Regions from separate parts of the Mus musculus genome. Here region 2 is linked to region 1. A link is a loop called in an ENCODE intact Hi-C map of the cell type or tissue named here. Cell type or tissue: left cerebral cortex. All regions are shown on one strand. Links, peaks and the distances in the headings refer to the core of each region. The heading gives the core; the rest is flanking DNA.

The links. A loop is a pair of places that touch in the nucleus more often than their neighbours do. Peaks named below come from ENCODE experiments on the same cell type or tissue, not always from the same donor. Only the 100,000 strongest peaks of a DNase experiment are listed, where the experiment ranks them.
Region 2: it touches region 1 in a loop (8-fold over the local background); 2 of 42 quality-filtered maps call a loop at or near these places.

What each region holds. Positions count from the first base shown.
Region 1 is chr11:64,327,849-64,336,163 of GRCm38, forward strand. No RefSeq gene overlaps it. Among named protein-coding and RNA genes, the nearest start is that of Hs3st3a1, 100 kb to the right of the region's middle. In left cerebral cortex, for the core only: no CTCF peak of the experiment used is centred there; DNase peaks (open chromatin) are centred at 1,471, 3,072, 3,503, 4,199 and 1 more place; H3K27ac peaks cover 510 bases.
Region 2 is chr11:64,392,374-64,400,688 of GRCm38, forward strand. No RefSeq gene overlaps it. Among named protein-coding and RNA genes, the nearest start is that of Hs3st3a1, 39 kb to the right of the region's middle. In left cerebral cortex, for the core only: a CTCF peak has its summit at 4,333; DNase peaks (open chromatin) are centred at 3,077 and 4,326; H3K27ac peaks cover 470 bases.

The sequences.
Region 1 (8,315 bases), core at 21-8,020:
CATTTGTCAACAGACATCAAATTAAATTGGGAAAAAAAGAACACAGCTTGCTTTCGCCTCCCGTAAAGATATTTGAAGTTGTTTATTGAACTGGAATTCAATCTCCATAATTCTGCGGCTCTCTCTTTTCATCCATAATAATTCATCTCTATAATTAAAGCCTAATGAAGCACACAGTTTCCCTCTTCATAATCAAGTTCAGCTGCAAGTGACCAACATTAAAATAGAAGTCTTTTCCAGTAAACAGATTTAGCCCTCCTTCCTTTAGAGAGCTACCTTTTTCTCTTGAATTTACATTTAGTCCCATTAACTGGATTTATTTTCTCAAGAATGCTAGGAGTCATCAAGAGTAGCAACAGGGATTCCAGATGACCCCAGACCCTGAGTGAAGCTGTGTTCTTATTGAATTAATTAATTGATGCTGCTGGTCTGTGATCCATGGCGGGCCTCCCCTTTTGTTTCGTGTTTTGTCATTTAATAAAGGACTGATTCTTGAAGGAGGATGGATAAGCAGGGAGAAATTGCCATCTTTTGGTCTCCATTTAAATCTGAAATATCCCTTGGAAACCTTAGGCTTTGAACCATTATCAGCTAATGTCTTCCAAACTGATTAACTGACACCCAGCTGGGACCAATGGAAGATGTACAAGAGGGACCTTCTAGAGTGAAGCCCAGCCAGGACAGAGAAGAAGGGAGGACAGAGGAGAACTTAATTTTTTCCCCACCACCTAGGGAACCACTCCAGAGAGTCATGGCCATTCAAAGCACTCGGAGGTCCCCACTGGCCCAAAGACCAGAGATTGTAGGCCAAATGGCCTGGCCTTTCAGGGGGAATCCTGCCCTGGTGAATCACTGTAAGTAACCATATAAATTTAATATTTTTTAATTGACTTTTGTGATAGGGTTTTGCCATGTAGCCCAGACTAGCTTTGAATGGGGATCCTTCTGTTTCTGCCTCCTGAGAAGATTTCAGGAGATTTCAGGGGTATGCCACGTTGAGTGACACTGTGTTGTTTGTATGTCACACAAGTAGGAAATCAGGGCAATCAGGACAGCCATCACTTTATCTAGCATTTTGTTGTGGTGAAAACATTCAAAATACTCTCTTCTTGATGCTTTCAGATGTGCAATGGACTGTTGTTGACTGGCATCACTCCAGAGGCCAAAACTCACTTCTTTCATGTGACTATAGCTCTCTGCTTGTTGACCAGTCTCTCTTATCAGCTCTGTTCCGTACTCCCCATAGCTTTGAGTAACTATTATTTTATCCTCATGATCCATCAGGCTGGCCTTTGGTAGCTTCCATTGTTTAATAATGTACTCTGGGCACAGAACTTTATCTTTTCTATGGCTGAAGGGTATACCAATGCGTCTTCACAGAACACCACATCTTTATCTATTCATCCAGTGATAGACACTTCCTCTGATTTCTTATCTGGCTGTTCTGCACAATACTGATAAAACGTAGTAGCTCTGTTTTTGGTAGGCTGCCATCACCACACTGGTTTCTGTAGTGGCTGTACAAAGGGGCACTTCTGCCTGCAGCCTTGGGGAGTTTGACTTAACAGTGCTCTTCCTTTTTGTAGTCTCAGTCATACCTTCTCTGAGGTCACTGATGACCACTTCTTTTCCCTTATCACGATTCTTAAGGAGCCTGGTTCAGCTTTTAGAAGCTGATTCACAGATAGGCTTTCCAGCTTCTCTTAGGAAATGGACAAACATGACAGTCCTAGGGCTAACACAGGGGTCTGTATGCTCTCAGGGATGTGGCCACTGCTCTCTGTGGTCTTTCAGTGCCTGGACCCTGAGACTGTATTGCTCCCCACACTTCTTGCCCTGGAAGAGATGATGATGAAGAAGAAGAAGAAGAAGGAGGAGGAGGAGGAGGAGGAGGAGGAGGAGGAGGAGGAGGAGGAGGAGAAGAAGAAGAAGAAGAAGAAGAAGAAGAAGAAGAAGAAGAAGAAGAAGAAGAAGAAGAAGAAGAAGAAGAAGAAGAAGAAGAAGAAGAATTCTGCTGGAGAGGAACCTTCCTCCAATCTACATAAGACATGAAAAATTGCAGCCAGCCAGGAGGGCACAGTTAGTATTTTCCACAGCCTACCCACTTGTTCCTTTCCACTCTCTTCTAGCCTCATCACCTGCCCCTGCCTGGAGATCTTTAGGCCACCTCTCCATCTCTGAGTTACCGTCATCTTTCCTTGCTTTCGTGTTATTTCCTCCTGTGCCCTTTAACTGATACATTAAACCCCGAATTAGCTCAGCCATGCCTGTCATTCTCTCCCCCTACATTTACAAGCACAAAACCCCTTTGTGTGATTTGTTTCTTCTGACATTTCACCTTTTACCCACTCCCTAGAGGAGAATTTCATTACCAGGGTATAATTTGTCTGCAAATGTTATGAAGGGGCTTTTCAGAATCTGGATGTTCACTAGGCCCTCATATGGCGTCACGGGCCCATCAGTTACCGAGAGGCCACTGCATTTGTCTTCATGTTCCCCAAGCCTGACCACAGAGAAGAGAGGAGTCCCTTAGGACACATCTGTTGAGTGATGATTCCAGAAACCACTTAGATCAGAGGTTCTAAAGGTACTTGGCAGATATTGCAGGCAGGGTAGAAGGCAGGTCGAATACTGCACCTTACAGTCAAATAATTGCCTAAAGGATACATAGACAAGAGGACGTGGCTATGTCGCAAGAAAACACTTTCACAATGAAGTGATGGCCTGCAGGTCTGTGTGTTCTATCCTCAGCTCTGGGATTCAGCCATTTGTCATTTGAGAATGTGTGGAGAAAATCACTGGAGGGCAGGAACTGCAATAAATACCTGTCGGGGGTTTAGGAGGGAAGCTTCTGGAATTTAGATGTTTAGTCAGTGCTCACGGAGGCCCTAGTCTATTCTAGGAGCAGAACAGGAAAGAGATTTCTGAATCAAGTCAAAAGGTGTTAGAGAGGACAATCTCTTCCCATCCTAGGTTTTTAAAAGTTGTTATTGGGAAGTCTACAAATTAAAGCAACCAAAGGCAGATGAGCCAGCCAGTGATGAGATTTAGCAACTCCTGAGAGACTAAACGCCAAGCATTCTGTGATGGCAATTCCAGAGAGGTTTCAATGAAGTGGGAGGGTGAATACAGGTGCCACCTTTGCAGCTGTGGTCCCAGGTCCCAAACTGAGTAGAAAGAAAACACTAAGCCGAGCGTGAGCCAGACTTAGGCATCAGAGACGGTGTATATAATAGCTGAATTTCTGGGCACTCCTTTGTTTTTAGGACAGTCAGGGATTCAGATAAAGTCATTTCCCGAGGTCCTGGCTTCTCAAATGTCTTTGTCTGACAACAAGCATTATTTTACTGTGGCCCACAGTGGAGTCACTCGGGACCCTCAATAAGAGACTGGCTGGCTTACATGGATTGGCAGAACAGCTTAGCCACAGGTCCATGGTGAGCCATGTGGCACAAGAGATGCTGGCCAAGATTCCCTAATAAAGTGTCACATCAAGGCTAAAGACCCAGACAGCAAAAGCCAGTCTGTGGGAAGGGAAGGTTAGATTCCTTACAGCAGCCCTGGGAGAGTCTCCAGCAAAGAAGCCATCACAGGAGGGTCACTTTTCCAGTGTGCTGTTTACAGACAGAGGGGAGGAAGGCAGGTGCTCCCTGTTTGTTTCAGGTGGACACAATTGCTGAGGCATGCTTGCCTCCGTGTTCCCGAAGAACGAATAATCGTCTCGTGGAAGTAACAGAACTGTGAACGATGACCTCAGAAGAAGGGACTTTACAAAAAAAGATAAATACCTAATAATTATAAGTATTTCTGAAAAGGTCTCGAGAGAAGAATGGCTAGCAGCATGTGGGGGCATATTTGAGAAGGAAGGTGCCAGGATTAGGTTGGGAGATAACAGGTTCTTTCTCACTCTGGTGCCCTGTTTCCTGTTACCAGAGAATGGGGTCTGTATAGTTCCTCCCTTGCCTCCCAGAGGCAGAGAGGTTACACAGTGAATCCTCTGTGCCCGCCACTGAGCGCTAGGCTCTATTACAGAGGAGAGAAGGCTTTGTCACAGGGCTCGTGATACTGGAAGAACTTTCCAGACTCCTCTGCAAAATCTGCTCCATGTGTTTTTTTGGAATCTAAAGATATCCACTCCTCCATCACCTCGTGCTCCAAAAAAACATCCATAGGAAGGCAAGCTTAGGGGCCATCCACTGCAGCCTTGGAAACATCTAGTAGCTTCCCCGTTCCCTGGTCCAGTGTAAAGTGACTTCACAGCTTTTCCTTTGAGAACATGGAATTTATATCCTCACTGGAGTCTGGTCTGGGCTATGATTCATTTTTTCCCAAAAGCATCCAGCAGAAAGTGTGGTGTTCCAGTTCCCAGCTCGTGGGGAGAGAGGACTCGGTTCTTACCTACTGCTAGGTTCATAGCTGAGCTGCCTACAATGATACTTGCACATTTGTTGGTCTCCATTGAAAGCTGAACATAGAATCTAAACACATTTGAAAATGTAGTTTTCTTTGGGGGGGGGGCTGCCAATTGTGCAGAAGCTAGTGGGACTTGTGTGCTGGAATGACTGCGCATGTCCTGGAGAACTCTGCAGTTTCTATCCCAGCCTGCACATTTCAGGAAACATAGGGATGGTTACTTCAGCCAGACATAAAAGGCCAGTGCAGGAGGGCCATCTTCCAGGGCGCTGTTCACCAGAGAGGAGGTGAGAACGGTCGGTCTCTTTCAAGTGAACACACATTGCTCGGAGACCTCTTTGCTTCCGTGTTCTCAAAGAACAAACAGTGAGTGATCTTGTGCAAGTCAGAGGAGTGGGAGCCTTGACCTCAGAAGAGGGTGTGTATGTGTGATTGACAGGGAACAGCAGTCCACATTTCTGGGACACAGTGTGAGATGATGATCAAGTTCAGGGGGATCAACAGACCCATCACATTCATCAATCACCCGCTGTTTCTTCATGATGTTTTGAAATACATATCTGGAGAGCTGGGTCTCTCTGTCCTCAGCAGTCATCTGTCACTGGGTTCCTTGGACCCATGTCACTCATTTGTCCTTACTTCCAAAGCTTCATGCCAATATAGTCCCTACCATGGCCAGCATATGGATTCACAAGGACCTTTCATAGGCAGTTAGCAAAAGAAATATACTTGCGTTAAAAGTGCCCCCGATGGGGAAGCAGTCCCTTGATTCTACACAAAACACCAGTTCGGTGCATTTGCAGGTTTTTTTTTTTTCCACAATATTTTCTCATGCATGTTGTGAGAAAAATGACCAAAGCTCTGTGTTACCTGATCAACTCTGAGCCATAAGGCAATTTAGTGCCAGAATGCGTAATTACCTCTGCTTTCATTTCCTTTATTTTGTTAATTTAGAAAATTTCTTAAACATTTACTGCCTGCCGTTTATGAAGTGGGACTGACTACACATGACTTGGAATGAAAGCTTTTCTTTGCTAATATATATGTTACATATGTAATTTAATAAGTATTATGTGTATACTTTGAATCGCTAATTAAGATAAGCAAGTTTTAGTATATTAGGTGCTTAACCCAGTCCCAGCCTAACAAAGTTAATTATTACCAGAAACGAGTGAATAAATTAAATTAAAAATATTATTGATGTGACAGTAGATTATGATAATAAATGGTGAGAAGAATGCATTTCCAGAGGTAGACCTGTTATCTCTTTATGAGAAATGGCAGATACCACAAAACAATTTAGAGACTAGAACAAATGTGTTTTAATAAGCCACAGTGATTAATTAAAACGAAAGCTTCATTCGACTTGAAAAGGCAGGTTGGACATATTTGCTCAGTTTTATGAGATCTACTATCAGCAGGTTGGCCTACATTGGAGCGGAATGTCTTTTTGTGCATCCTTGGCTCAGTTGCCTGAGCGGAAGACGCCCTCGGAAATTACGAAGATCAAGGTGTGCCAGACGGAGCCAACTCGGGACAGGAGGGAGAGAAGCAACCGAGGGCAGAGGGAGGAGCAGAGCATCATATGCTCACAGGGTGAGCTTGCTGCAGGCTTCAGAGTAAAGACTTTGATCTGCCTTAGGAGTGATAAGATAAAGCTGATTTTTAAGTCAGCATAGGAGTGCTGGTGGGAGAAGAAACCCAGGCTAATGGATGCCAGCTTCCATGTGTGGAGTGAGGCAGACCAAAGCTGCAGAGGCTGAGGCACGTCAGCTGTCTATGCTCCTGGCTGACAGCAGCCTCTACCTGCTTCCCCTCATCACTTAGCCTCCGTGGTTCCCTTGGCTTTGTATGGCTTTGTATCCATTCAACCTCACAGATCTTGGCATCTCCCCACCACTACTGACCCCACTTACTCAGAGAGATTGGGGGGAGAGGCTGTCTCTTGTCTTTTGGTCCTTAAACACAGGCATCAGTCTGTATAGTTCAGTACATAGGTAAGGGCCAAGCTCACTGCGTTTAGATTCATCCGTGGCCTCAGCCTACAAGGAAGGCCAGGGAAAGGAGAGCCAGTACCCTATAGATATATGATGCTAGAGATGCGGGTGAATACCCAGGCTCTCACCCTCCATGTCTGCCTGTCCCACAGGCTCCATATCCCAAACATAGCTAACTTCAGATAGAAAATAATACATGGTAAAATTGTGTCTGCACAGAACAACAGAATCTTCACAGACATTTTATTATTCCTCCCAACAGCACAGTGTAGTGTTTGCATACATTTGCAACGAATGGGGTACTGGATGCAACCTCGATTCACAGAGTACAGACTATTTTATGAGTTATGTGAATTTTGGAATCTCTGCAGGGTCCTGGAACCAGTGACCCTCAAATATGGAGGAATGGTTGTGTTTAAAGATGTGTGTGCATGCACGTGCATGGTAGCAGTGGTGTGGAGGTCAGAGGTCAATGTTATATATCAGGAAGCATCCTGTTTATGCTATGTTTTGCGACCAAGTTTCTCACTAGTTCCCCCAGAGCTTGTGGGTTATGCTAGGCTGTGAATTCCAGGAATCTCCCCTTCTCTGCCTTCCCTGAATCTCTGGCTTTAGGACCTTAAGCACGAACCTCTCTGCTCTACCATGAATTCTGACTATGAAATTTGGGGCCTTCTGCTTGGCTGGCAAGCACTGTACTAACAGATACCATCCCTGCCCTTGTATTCTAGGTTTGTTTTGTTTTGTTTTGTTTTGTTTTACTGCCGTTTAGGGAAAAAAAATAGTTCATGCCATACTGCTTAAAAAGAAGTCCTGACTTAACTCAGGTTTCTCACAAAGGCAGTGGCTTGAGAGTGATCAGAACATGAAAATCCAAAGGAATGAACCCCCGTGCAATGCTTCTGTGTGAGATTTCTATGGGACTTGAATTTTTCTTTAGAGAGTAGAGGGGGTTATAGAGAACCATACTCAAAGATTCATAGTATATTTTAAAAGAGACATTTCTACCAATGAATTAGTTCAGTAGTTTCTGTGTGGTTGGGTTCCCATTTCATTCCCTATGTAGACAGTGCTGGAAAAATGACATAGAACAATGAGGATCAGAAGAATAACAGATCCATAGACTACAAAGCAGTCACCGTCATGGTTGGCAGGACTCTCCTTTGGGATGGCCAGTTCCTCCCTCAGTGTTTGCTACCTTTTCATTCAGATTGTTACAGTGAGAATATTGTATTTTCATCAGCCCAAGAGTTAACGCAATGGTACCCACTAAGTAGTGCTTACTGGACAGCATGAAGACCCCGGAGCTGGTAGGGCCATGCATGCTTGGCATGCTGTAAGCACTTAAACACGGTCGGTTTGACGGGGCCATTGATGATGATGAATACAAGTGCAGCCATGCTGGTGGTGACAGACACAGCTGGGAAAATAGGATTCAGCTGCAAAAACAGACGCAGGAACGGTCAGCTGCAAACACAGGCACAGTGTTGCGGGTGCGGGGGTGGGGGGTCGGGGTCCCACCTCCCATCCTCTACGGGAGCCCCACCTCCCACCCTCCATGGCCTTTTTTCCCCTCATCATTTATTCTGCTCAGGAATATGGGTCTAGATTGACCTGCTGGCGCGGTCCATTTGAGTGCATTGTGTTCTGTCCACAGGCCAGCAAGTCTTAAGAGGAGGGAAAGTTGAATTCATTCAAATGCAGGCAGAGTGCTTTATAGTATTTTTCTTGGCCGCACCACTCAGGAGTTACCTTTAAATGTACTTTATATGAAACCAGAGAAACCTGACCCCGAATAACCATTTCAGGCGGAGTTGGGGCTCGCATGCTCAGGCTTAACTGGTGACAAGAGTATCAACTGAGCTGCTGTTATGCTCTTGATGCTTTAGGTACCTCCAATCCACA
Region 2 (8,315 bases), core at 114-8,113, 65 kb after region 1:
CTAGAGACATGAGCTCTGGGGGTACTGGGGTTAGTTCATATTGTTGTTCCACCTATAGGATTGCAGACCCTTTCAGCTCCTTGGGTACTTTCTCTAGCAACTCCACTGGGGGCCCTGTGTTCCATCCTATAGATGATTGTGAGCATCCACTTCTGTATTTGCCAGGCACTGGCATAGTCTCATACAAGACAGCTGTACCAGGGTCCCTTCATCAAAAGGCATAGTCTCACTCAAGACAGCTATATGCCCCAGTACAGGGGAAAGCCAGGGCGAAGAAGTGGGAGTGGGTGGGTAGGAGAGCAGGGTGGGGGGAGGGTATAGAGAACTTTTGAGATAGCAATTGAAATGTAAGTAAAGAAAATATCTAATAAAAAATAAAAAAATAAAAGATAGGATCAAAGTGGTAAAAAAATAAGTGTTTAATTTGTCCTATGGTTTCAGAGGGTTAGAGTCTATTGCAGAATATCAAAGTCATAGAAGCAGGAATAGCTGAGAACTCACATCTTTATCTGTAAGCAGGAGAGAGAAAGCACTGAGAATGGCATGAGTAGATTTGAAACCTCAAAGCCTGCCCCCAAAGACACACCTTCTCCAATAAGGCAGCACTCACTGAACCTTCCCAAACAGTTCCACCAACTGAGGACCAAGTATTCAAACAAAAGAACCTATGGGGGTCATTCTCATTCAAATCACTACATTGTACTCACTGGCCCCATGAGCTGCTGGTCAAATCATAATGCAAAAATGCATCCAGTCCAACTTCAGAAGTCCCCATAGTCTTCTGTTTCAACTCTGTTTTTATAAGTCCAATGTTCAACATTTTTTTCTGTTACTCATGCCAATCTCTTAACTGTAACCCCTGTAAAATAAAACAAACAAAACAAACCACAGAGTTTTAATATATAATAGTACAGAATATTCATTACTATTCCAAAAGGGAGAAGTGGAGGCACAGTGAGGAAATACTGGACCAAAGCAAGAAAAAATCCCATCAGAGCAAATTCCAAATCCTTTAACTCCATGTCTGATGTCAGAGGGCTTAGATGGCTCTACCCTTCAGCTTTGCCAATAGCAGATAACAACACACTTCCCTCTCTGGGTTGTTCAACTTTTTGCATGCAGAGCTCCTTGGAAGATGTTTCATGGCTCTGGCATTTCCAACATCTCGAGATTTTCAATGCAATCCGGGGTTCAGTTTCATAGTTTCACACAGTGGCCTCTCAGGGACTCCATGCAGGGACTTCTCTGTGTCAGCAGCTCTCCTGAACCACGGAAGAAGATTCCATAACCCCTTTACTCTTGTATCCTTCATGACTCTAAAACCAGAACCACATGGATGACATTGAAAAGTTCAGCTGCCTCCTTGAGATGGAGCCTGAGCCCTTTTAATCATCACATTCCTTATATTTTAGGAATTTAAATATAATTAAATATAATTCTTTATGTTTAGTAGAAAATTCCTTAGGCTATTTTCATCCACGAGTTGAAATCTTAACTGGGTGGGGCTTTACCCTGAGGGCGCCCTTCATTTAATTCAGTTGAGGACCAGACCTCCTCTTAGCCTCTATTTCTTTCAGCGTAGTCTCGAACAGAAGTTTAGATTTCTGATGCTCCTTTTCTCTTCACACTATACATTTTATATTTATGTTTAAAACACTTGTTTTCTTTTCTTTTTTTTTCATTGTAGACCTGCATGAGAGAGGTTACTAACAACCACACAACAACATGAATAATAGACTGTCTTAAAATCTCTTTCACCAAAGAATTCAGTCAATTACTTTTCAATTTAGCCTCAGGTGAATTCTTAGGTCAGGGGCAGAAAGCAGCCATATACTTTTTCAAATATCACAAAAATGATCTCTTGCCTAGTTGCTAATATTGTTCTCCTCTGAAACTTCTTCAGTTGGGCCTCCACAGTGCACATAGCTCCCAGAACTATTGTTTTCCCAGATCCTACTGTGATGGCCCATTAAGTTCTGCTTACACAATTCAATTACTTTCCTACTCCAAAGTCCTTAAGTTGTCAACATTCTTCCAAAAACCAGCATGGTGAGGCCTGTCACAGCAACAGCCCACTTCCTGGTACCATCTGCCTTATTTACTTTCCTATAGCTATGATAAAATATCATGATCAAGGGACTTATGAAAGAAAGCATTGGATTGAGGTTATGGTTCCAGAGGGTTAGAGTCCATGATGTAGGAACAAAAGCATGATAGAAGGAACAGCTAAGAGCTCAGATCTTCTCAACCAGCAGAAGACAGAATGTATTGGGATTGTCATGGCTTTTCGAAACCTTAAAGTCCACTCTCAGTGACACACCTCTTCCAATAAGGCCATGTCTCCTATTCAGTCATTCCCAAATTCTTTCCTAAATAGTTCCAACAGTTGAGGACCAAGTATTCAGACATGGGCCTATTGGGGCTATCCTCATTCAAATCACCACAGAGGTAAATAATACTAAGTAATACTACCAAACCTTGCTCTGGTAGGGTGAGCATCTTTATAAGGAGAGATTCCAAAGTGATCATGACTTCCATGCACATGGACCAGGGTGATACCACCATGAGAGTAAGTAAGAAGGCAGCTATATACAAACTAGGAATTTTCTCATTAAAGTTCAACCACACTGATACTTTAATTTTTGATTCTCAGCTTCCAGAACTCTGAAAAAGTACATTTCTACTTGTAAAAACTACCTAGTCTTATGGCCCTCTTGTTATAGAAGCTTAACCTAACTCATACAGTCCTGAATCTACTAGTTGATTATTTTTAGCTGGTGCCCTTCACCCTGAAGTATTTCTGTTCAGAGTTACCAGAGTTAGTTGAGTCAGAGTATGCTGAACCACATGTGCTCAATAGGCTATTTAAGTAGACAAAATAATAGAGTAGGGAGTGAGGAGAAGGCTGATTGGATAAAACTGATTGCTGGACAAGCATGAGATCCTGAGTGGGAGTCTTCAGCATCCACACAAAAATCTAAGCATGATATTGTGCAAGCTTATAGCCCCAGTGCTGTGAATTGTGTATGTGTGGGAATGGGGGCAGGGTGAGGGAGAATCCCTGAGCATTTCTGGCTGTCAGCCTAGTTCAAGATTCAGGAAGGAGAAAGAAATCAGTCTCAAATGAATTCCACGGGGAATAAGAGACTAGGACATGCCCTACCCTTCTCTGGCCTTCATGCACATGCACAAGGGTATTCACAGACTACACACAGGAGGAAGACAAGAGAGGAGGAAAAAGAAGGAAGGGAGAGGGAGCGAGGAAGGGAGGGAGAGGAGGAGAGAGGAAAGGAGGGAGGGAGATAGGGAAGGAGGGAGGGAGTAAGGAAAGGAGGGAGAGAGGGAGAGAAAAGAGGGAGGGAGGAAAGGAGGGAGAGAGGGAAGGAGGGAGGGAGATAACCCAATCAAAAATAGAGACAAAGTAAGTAAAAATCAAAAGAGGGAGATTTCTGTAAGGCTGTGAAGAGGAAAAGAGGCTGAGAGCCATGCTTGCCCCAAATCCGTCATTGAGACATAAAGTTCGGGTTTAGACAGAGGGGAATAAACTACACTTAACTAATCATCTCGACCCCACCCAGAGTTGAGTTATCACTTTCTGGGCTCCAATCTCTTCAGCAAGGCGGCTTGGCAAGTTGTCAGAATGATGTAAAATCTCTTCCTTGGAGACTAGTTTCCCCTGGCTTCAGCCTTTTCCTCTGGGCACAAGAGTTTTGGGGAGACTTCATTTTTTTAGTGGTTTGAAGGTCATTTCAATAATTTGAAATTCAGGGTGCAGGCACAAGAGTCTTTTCAGATTATCATTATTCTTGCCAGGACAGATTACAGTTGTTGAGACAGTTCTGACTTTCCTTCCAAGGCTCCGGTGAACAAGGCACAAGGCTTGACTTTGTAGCTGTATTTCATGAAGTGTCATTATCCTTCTGCCATAGACAACTAACGGATGGCTGCGAGGAAAGATACAATTTGGAGGCAATTAATTCTGCTTCAAGTCCCAATTCACCAAAGCTGCATAGCACTCGAGTCCCCTGCAGCTTCAGAGCAGCCTATGGGCAGCTCGGGTTCTTCCTCATGGCTCCACTCTGCATAGGACCTGCCTTTTCTTTCACTTTCTGAGCTCAGGGGCAATTGGCTGGGTGATGGGGCTGCCCCTAGTTCAGTTTGCAGGGCCCACAGGCTGCTTATGTCCTGATTTACAACACGGAAGAGGAAGAGAGCCCCTGGTACACTGGGGCTTCTTCACACTTGTCAATTTGTCGCCACCACAGCAGGGCTCAGGCTGCCATCTGCTTGTGATGCTGCAACAGGGACACTCAGCAGCCTCCTGTCTTCCCCTCCTCCCCCGCTCCTCCCTGCAGCTGCTTGCTTTACACTGATCTGGAAGTTGGATCAGCTGGCTAAAGATGCTTTGCTCACTCGCATCATCCTAAACAAGAGGCAGAGGCTGGCCCACAGACATCCCCTCTGGGATTGCAGAGGCTTCATCTTCCCAAGGGGAAAACGGTTGTTAGGCAACTGCTGCTAAGAGATCAGCTCTTAAGCCCCCAACCTCTTTTTCTTTTCTTAGTATAGGATCACTGCAGCAGGAAGCCCTCTGGGAGCAGCTAGGCTTGCTGATTAACTCTGGACATCGAGTCTAGGCCAGTGGCTTCACTCATCTCTTATCTCTGATTCCACCACCTCCAGAGGTACGTTGCTGTACCCTTGCCTACATGGTCTTAAGTCAAACTCGGTCACTGACTGGCTGACTTGCTAATTTGGGCATATCTCCCACCCCAGTGTGCTTGCCTCTCATCTTCTCATTGGGGTTATTTAGGGCTGTTCGGTACAGCACGATAGCTTAGCCAGGACCTGGGCAGAGCCAGTCTCTGCAAATGTGAGTGTTACATTGAGCGTTATATTGGCATATTTCACTCACCCCCATTTATAGTGACCAGTATGGATGAGGGGGAAATCAAACAAGCTCAGGCAGGTTAACATGAGCATGAATGGATCCACTCCACAGGGCAAGGACAGCAGCTCACACCCGGTGGCAGCAGTTCAGGCTGACGTTCTGTGTCATTTCCATACGTTAATTCCTTACTAATTTCACAATATCATGAGGTAGTTACTATCTCCCATGAGCACACATGGGGCCCACAGACATGAAGTAACGCCATGGCCACACAGCTGCATGCTGAAATCTTAACGCTGATCTGGATTATTGTACTTTGGGTCTAAAATGCCCTTCGCGGCCTTCGAGATAACAGCTTGAGCTTCTGTTTCACACTGTTGGGAGGTGAAGGGACCTCTCATGGGTGGGACTCATAGAAGGAAGTTAGGCCACTGGAGGTAGGATTATGGTGGGTGTGCTGAGATTTTGGTCCTTTTCTTCTCTTTGCTTGCTAGACGGCATGATGGGCCTCTTATCACAGTGGCCATCAGATTACAACTCTCCACAGACTCCAAAGTCACAAAGGCTACGGACTATGGATTGAAATTTCCAATGCCATGCGCCAAGATAAACCTTTCCTCCTTATCAAAGCTCAGCTTATTTTGTCACTGTGACAAAAAGTAAGTTAATTAACACAGCATGCTCATAATGCCAACACTACCCCAGCTTTACATGGAGGGACAGTCTGATGAGCCCAGGGGGTCTGATTTGACTGTACCACATAGAGCTCCATGCCGACCTGAATAAACTTTCCCCACCTTGCAAAGGAGGAAGCAGAGAGTAAAGTGACTTCAAAGAGTGAGTTTGCTGTGCAAGTTTGAAAACCAAGGGGGATTTGCTGAGCTTTGTCACTGTGCCACACCAGCTAGTGACACTCCACATCCCACACTTTAGTGTGATTCCCACATCCTGAAGTCACCTGCCACAAGTGCCTCACAAGACTATGGTAAGGAACACTTAGGGTAAGGTTCAATTGCAGCATCCAACAGAAGTGGCCTAGCCTGAGGTTCTGGCTCCGATGGCTGACTCCATGATTATTTCCGCTGTTTGTTGTCTGAAGGACACCAAAGCATGCACATAGGCCCGAGGTGAAATCCTGCACAGACCCCATTCTGCACATAGGATTCCAGCTTCTATCCCATGTCCTCACAGATGGGTACTAGCATGAAGTGTAGACAGTGGAAGAATACTCCCAGGGAGGGTGATACCTGAGCACTCTTCATCATGCATGAAATACTTCATCGTGCATGGGATTTATGGTAAGAGAGAGGAGAGGCTATCTGCAGTGTTCCTGAGCCTACATTTCCTAGATGTTCAACCTTCATGGCCCAGATGTTCAACCTTCATGGTGGCCCAGTGTTTGGAGTCCATTGCCAGGTGTCATGTTAGAGGTACCCGAAAGACATTTTCAGGCAAATGGCCTGATAGAGGATGGCACAAGTTCAAATGTCATGCTAATGAGAAAATGGGATGGCATCCAACCAGGTACTAAGCACATAAAGTATGAAAACAAACTAATTTCTTAAACACATTCTCTAAGAAACAAGTGTAGTTTAAGCCATTTCACGCGTGGGACTTAAGTCATAGCGAGGAGTAGACTTGGAGATTGATTTGAAACAAAGAAACCATTTTTCTGTATTGTTTTGTTTTTCAACATTTATGGAATGCCTTCTTAACACCAAGTAGTTTGCAATATATATCGCATATACTACCTTATTTAACTTTCAATGAGTCCTTTGTAGGCTGTCTTAAGTAACTTGGCTGATGTTTCATAGCAAGTAAGAGAACAAAATTTGAGTTTAATTTTTGTGTCATTTGTACCAAACCTATGCTCTTTCTACATGATATCATTAGATTTCCATCTCTTAAAAAGGTGGCTGAAGAGATGGCTCATTGCTTAAGGGCACTTGCTGCTCTTCCAAAGGACTCCAGTTGTAATCCCAGCACCCACACCAGGTGTCACTCACTGGCCTGTTAACTCCAGCTCCAAAGGATCCACCCCTGTTCTAGACTCCCCAGCACGTGACTCAGGTGTATGCCCACTCACACATACGAAAATGTAATTTTAAAATGAGTCTTAAATGAATGATCTCCTTAACTTCTCCCTATATCTTAACAAAGATTCTCAAAACATTATCTGCTATGCAAGCATTAGCATTTTCTGTGCAAGCACAACCAACCCTCTTCTGTTTATCTTAGGGACCCAAAAACTCCCACCTGCCTCACCCCTTGGTATTGCCAGATGACATGACTTCCTGCAACACAAGATTTCAAGAGCAAGTCTTTGAAGTCTTCAAAGTGGCTTTGCTGAGACACCTGCAGACCTTTCTTATGAGACCTACTTGAATCCCATAGTGGGACTAACCCTTCCTTCGTGCATATCCTGGATCCCATAAGTTTATGGCTCCTGGGTTTTTACCCTGCCTTGTTTGAACCCTTTCTGCATCTGCTCCACTGGACCATGCTCAGCTGAGGGACTCTTTGTAGTCTCCCCTTGCCCTTCCCTGGCCTCAGTTCATGGTGGAACAGTAGCATCCTGACAGATAGTTAGGCTAGATAGGTCTATAGCTGAGCTCAGGACTTTGCAAACTGGCATTGATTCTCAGCTACGGTGACCAGCCACCCTGAATGTTTTCATATGAGAACTTAAACCAAGCACCCCGAGACATCCCTAAGTCTTAGACAGATTGGATGGTGGGACACGTCATCCTTACGAGATGAAAATCAAAACCAAACAGTAGAGGCCTGGATAATTAAATGTATAAAACACCACAAACTCTCTGCCTAGACATCATCTATCTTGAAACAAGGAGACTTTCTGTGGCTCAGAGCCCCATGGAGGGTATGTGAAAAATACAGATGGCAGAGCTCACAGGGGTTCTGATTCCTCAGGTCAGGGCTGCACAGAGAAGGTGCGCTCCTGAAAGACGACCAGACAGCAGTGCGCTGCTAACACAGGTTCACAATCTGAGATGCATGCGCCAACCACTGATGGTGCTTCCTGCTGAGAGTGCCAGCTTACCCCAACGTCGATGACACCGGAACCTTCTTGCCACTAAGCCTGACCTTGTACATGCCCATTGAGCTATTTCATTCTTCTAAAGTCTTGATTGTTCAGAGAAGGAGGGTGAGTGATAGACCAGCAACATGGCCACCATTGATTAATGAGCCCCCCGCTGCCCTTGTGCCTTCAGGACTCACTGGCATGCAGCTTTTGCCCTCCAAGCCCTGCATTTAGAGGAAAGAAATAAGAGGTCTCTTTAGAAAGCCTTGAAGGGCCAAGGCGAGAGGGGTTGGGCAAGGCTACAGATCACTGGGGAAATACCAGCCTGACCCTCTCCAGCCCTCAACAAAACCTTTTCTTGAGTGATTAGCCGCAGAGAAA